Linked DNA regions of Homo sapiens: region 2 is linked to region 1. Evidence: read pairs that join two places in POLR2A ChIA-PET (ENCODE). Cell type or tissue: PC-3. All regions are shown on one strand.

Region 1 (2,500 bases):
AAAAGGTCTGGGTGAGGCCTGAGGATATTTTTAAAGCTCCCAGGTGATTCTGATGTGCAGCCAGGCCTAAGAACCTTTGATCTTGTCTGAACTCAGAAGGTGGAAAAAATTAGAAATGGAGCCTTCTCAATGTAAGGGACTCCTCTGAATTCTGTACCACACAGTCAATGCTAAGAATAATTGCTCTGGAAAGGATAGCAGAGTGGAAAACAGGCTTCTGTGAGTAACGTGGAAGGAAACCAAAGAAGACCAGGGCTGATGTAACCTGAGAAGGTACTGCAGTCTGGAAAGGTCTTAAAGGAGTCCGCACACTTTTTTTTGTTTGTTTGAGACGGAGTCTTGCTCTGTCACCCAGGCTGGAGTGCAGTGGCGCGATCTCGGCTCACTGCAACTTCTGCCTCCCGGGTTCAAGCGATTCTCCTGCCTCAGCCACCCGAGTAGCTGGGATTACAGGCGCGCGCCACTCCGCCCGGCTAATTTTTTTGTATTTTTCATAGAGACGGGGTTTAGTAGAGACCGTGTTAGCCAGGATGATCTCGATCTCCTGACCTCGTGATCCGCCCGCCTTGGCTTCACAAAGTTCTGGGATTACAGGCGTGAGCCACCGCGCCCGGCCGGAGTCCGCACATTTTCTTAGGCTCCCTGGAGGAGCTTGAAACTCCTCGCTGTGTGTGATGAGCAGCCAGAGGTGTCCCCGGGAGAGTCTGTTTGCCCCCAGGCCACCCATTGGCCTTCACACAGGGCTTTCTTGCCTGCATTTATTGCCAGTTTGGAGTTGGTGAATTTAAAGAATTCCTCCTTTTATTTTTATTTTTTCAACTAATCAAGAAAAAGGGAAGTCTGAAATGCAAGTAGAACACCCACCCTTTCGAACGTTTTATCTTCCGTTCCACCGTCTTCTGACTCGGGAGAGAGCTCTTTAGCCATTTGTCTTTGTTTTCCCACAGTTTGCCAACACCTACGGGTGTGCACAGCACAGGCCAGAGCTGGAAATGCGTCCTTCTTCCCACAGCCAGGAAGGTGTGTGAGTGGTGCTGGGAGCCCAGAGGAAGGGTGATTCACTGGAGGAAGGCGGAGAGGACAAGGACATGCTCTGCTAAAAGGCCTTTCAGGAAATGAAAAGCTCTGCATTTCTCTTTTCTAAACACACACACACACACACACACACACACACACAGACACCCAAAAAAAGAAAAAAGAAAAATGAGCATTCCCCTAATTCTTCTAAAGCGGTTTCTATTCCCAAGAGGATAAAGAGTATTTTAGATGCCAAGCACGGAAGATTTTTTTTTCCTGAAATGGGTGGGTTGGCACTTTCTTTCCTGAGAGCTGAAAAGGCCTCATGCTTTATTCCTCCTCAAATGTCCTTAATCTGCTGTGGCCCCACCATCCTCCCCCTCCATTGTTGAAAGGCAGCAGCTCCTTCCCTCGCTGGGTATTTCCCATGGTAAGTAGGTTCTCCTAGGACTCACCCGAGCCTCAGATTGAGTTCATCCTACTGTGTGTGACTGTGCAGAGGACCTTTAGGCCCCTGTAGGCAGCTCTGATAAGATTATCTGATGTTCTCATTATCAGCTGCACCCACGATCTTTTCTAAGGAGGGGCTCTTTGACCCACCTGATGATGGCAGCAGGGGTGTTGGCATTCCTTTTACATCCCAGTGTGTGTGGGTGTGTGCCTATATTGTAGTTCACACAGCAGAAATAAAATGGGAACACCCACTGTTCAGCTCATTCTATTATTTTAACTCTTGTTGAAAAATAAAACAAACCCCTAAGGAAATAGCGTCTTTGTCCCCACGGAGTTGGATAGCTCCCTAGGTCATCTCCTGACCACAGGATCTTGTCGGAATCATCCCCTACATGTGCTTATCTAGCCTCAGCTTAAAATTCTCCAGGGGAAGGAAACTCCACCCTCCATGAGTCAGAGTCATTGAGAGTTTAATAACCACTTTGATGGTCTGTTGTCAGGACCACCTTTTCCTTGCAGCAGATCAAGGAGCAGAATTAGAGGAGAGCCAGTTCTCTCTGGAGACTCATCTGCAAATTGGAGGAAATCTTATGTGCATCAGAAGATTGTTGTGGAGCTCAAATGAGATCATTCTTTCAACAAATGCCAGTCACTCCCTGGTGTGCAGGACCATCATGCTAGGTCTGGGAACACAGAGATAATTGGGCACTGGCCCTGGCCCTTCAATTCAGTGGTTCAGACTGATGGATAAACATACCGTCTCAGTGCAGTGGCAGACTCCTCTGCTTTGTCTTTGGAGGTCAGCCTGCCAAACTCGGCTGCCCACTTGTGTCCCACACTCTGAGGCGCTGTCTCCACTCACACCAGTTGCCCATCAGCAGCAGGGCCACACCTGGCCTGCTACCTGCTGCCATGCTGCTCCTTCGAGAATCCACCCTTCTCCTCCCCATCACCACTGAGCCTGTCTTGCTCTTTACCTGCACCTGCACTGCTCAGTCTCTTCACATCAGCGGTGCCATTAGCACCTGCA
Region 2 (2,500 bases), 370 kb before region 1:
GGAAATAATGTTGGACTGGAGTTGGAATTCTGGTTCCAAAAGGAGGGGATTGGGGGGCATTTGGGTCTCCTCCTACCTTTCTGCAAGCTCTGAAAATCGTCCATCTCCTCAGGAGAAGCCCACAGAACAAACGATTTCCCAAGCATCAGAGGAGGGCAGACATAACATAACAGAGCAGGGAATCGGGTTAGAACGGGTTATGCTCTGATTTTTTGGAAAATGGGCAAACGGGGCGGGGACTAGGGAGGATTCCGCCAGCCGGGAGTTGGGAGGCCGCGCGCGCCTCTGCGGAGCGTGACGGCCACGGTCGCCTAGCAACGAGCGGGGATGCGCGGGGCGCCTGGGTGGGCGAGGGGTGCTCGCCGCCGCCGCCGCGCGCCCTCGGGCCCCCGGGACCGCGGGAAAACTTCGCGGCTCCTCGGCGCTGGGGCGTCGGCGCCAGGCCCGGCAGACAGAGCAATGCGCCCCGCGGGCTGAGGGCAGAGGATGCGGCCGCGGCCCAGCGCCCGGCCGGGGGAGCCGCGGGGTGGCACGCGGGGAAAGTTGGCGCGCGCCTGACCGCGCCTGGAAGCCGCGCGGTGCCAGGGCCGAGTTGTCCCCCAAGTTTCTGCGGCGATTTGTCACTCCCTGGGGATCTGGCGGTCTGAATCCCGCGGGGCCTCCGGCTCAGGGATTCTGAGCGCTGGGAGAGAGAAGCCCGCGCTTTTCCCGGGGACCTGCGCTTGAGCTGGTGCTTGTGCGGGTTCGTCCTGAATGGTAGCGATTCGAGTTGTTTTCTGCTTTTCTTCTCCCCCAGACAGTGAGTTTGTGGAAGCCTCGCCCGCATCCTACAGCCCAGACGAGTTAGGTAAGTCTGCTCATTTTGTCTTTTATTTCTTGGTCGCAATTCTGCCCGAGAACTGCGAGTTTGGGGGGCGTCCATAGGAACTCAGCTAGGGATGGGGCTGGGGTTGGAGGGCGGAGGGAAAGGGTCAGGGGACACCTGCTGCCTTCGCGGCCGGAACCGGCCTTTCCTCGGCGCTGTGCTTTCGGGGGTGGCAGGGCAAGTGTCCAATGAGCCGTGCGTGTGTGTGTGTGTGCGTGCGTGTGCGTGTGTGTGTGTGTGAGTGCGTGTGTGTGCGTGTTCGTCTGGGGCAGTGGTGCTGCTCCGAGGAGCCTGGCACAGCAAACTTCCAGAGCTGGGGCTTCTGAAACCTGCGCTCATCTTGCCGGGAGGACACAGCGGCGACTGGTTCTGACTTGCCAAGTACCTGGCACGAGAAGGACGTCGTGTGGGTCGTCCTTACCCTGAATTTAATGAAGTCAGGGGCTGAAAACGGCGGTGTAATCATTAAACTGTAAGACCTAGGAGCTGCTTCCCTCCCTGATTTCTATTCCTCAGTTAGCCTGTAGGTGTCTCGAGATAGGACATTCCATCCTCATGCCTGTCATGGTAAGTGGAGATTTGCGATGGGTGAACCGGGACACTCTTGTCAAGAGACAGGCTGAAGAGAGAGTGAAGAGAAGGAAATGCGAATGGGCAGGATCTCTCTAACTCTTCCTGCCACCCATTCTCACTCGGTGGCTTAGTGGCTCTCTTTTTTTTTTCTTCTGCTTTCAAGGTTAGTTTAGCTGCTACTGGTCTGGGCTATCAAGTCTCTCCTTACTGTTCTTTCATCACTAGCCTGAATATCTTGCCTTCCTAAGATGAAATGAAAGGATTTATTTTATGATATATGTTGACAGTAAAGGAGGAGGGGAACTGTCCACAAACAGCGGTTTAAATATGTTTATCCTCAGTAACACACTCAGCTGTGGCACCCTGTCCCTGGTCAGCTTCTTGTGCTGGGAAGAATGTCCTCATCAAGTCCCACAGGACCTGAAGCAAAATTCCACCTCAACAACGACTTTCATTCATTTCTAGGAGCCAAGCGCCCAAAATAGATCTGGATCAAGGTTGGCATTCTGTGGCTGGGAGGAGTACCATGTTTTATTCAGAGGATGTGTTTCTGACAAGTTGCGAGGCAATCACATCTCTATCAGTGGAATTGTAGACTAAATGCATGAGCAAAACTAGCTTTTAAGACATACTGTGGTGAATCATTTTATGAAATGAAAGTGACATCTAAACCATAGCTTTTCATGATGTGATTTATTAAGAGGACAGGTACTCGATGATCTGCTCCACGCATGTATAATTGTATGTTAATGACACCAGCATTGACACTCCACAGTGCGACGAAGCCATTTGGTCCTCTTAAATTGTACATAAACATAAGCAATGGTAGGATGAGCATTGCTTGCTCTGGGAAATCAGACTGTATAACTACTAAATTGTTTGCCTTCACAGAATGATTTGTGCTTCAGGAAGGCCCAGGTATTTGACCCTTTTTCATCTCCATATCTCCCTCTGGGACTTACAGACTGGACTGCCCCCATGAGGCACTGATAAATATGAGTATCCTTTCAAATTAGCAGTAGAAAATAAAAAACAATGTTTTTTTCTCTTCAGCTCCCCTAT

What was found. ChIA-PET counts read pairs that join two places held together with the same protein. Peaks named below come from ENCODE experiments on the same cell type or tissue, not always from the same donor. Only the 100,000 strongest peaks of a DNase experiment are listed, where the experiment ranks them.
Region 2: POLR2A ChIA-PET joins it to region 1 with 8 read pairs; 1 of 35 experiments calls an interaction of 5 or more read pairs at or near these places.

The regions. Positions count from the first base shown.
Region 1 is chr11:95,107,351-95,109,850 of GRCh38, forward strand. The region is part of intron 1 of ENDOD1 (endonuclease domain containing 1); the gene reads left to right. Among named protein-coding and RNA genes, the nearest start is that of ENDOD1, 19 kb to the left of the region's middle. RefSeq lists an enhancer at 766-1,965. In PC-3, no CTCF peak of the experiment used is centred here; DNase peaks (open chromatin) are centred at 241 and 1,031; H3K4me3 peaks cover 1,350 bases; H3K27ac peaks cover 1,902 bases.
Region 2 is chr11:94,740,142-94,742,641 of GRCh38, forward strand. It overlaps PIWIL4-AS1 (PIWIL4 antisense RNA 1), which reads right to left and starts at 214. Exons shown (of 5, transcript NR_135093.1): 1 at 77-214. It also overlaps a transcript of AMOTL1 not described here. In PC-3, a CTCF peak has its summit at 1,394; a DNase peak (open chromatin) is centred at 1,390; H3K4me3 peaks cover 2,193 bases; H3K27ac peaks cover 1,002 bases.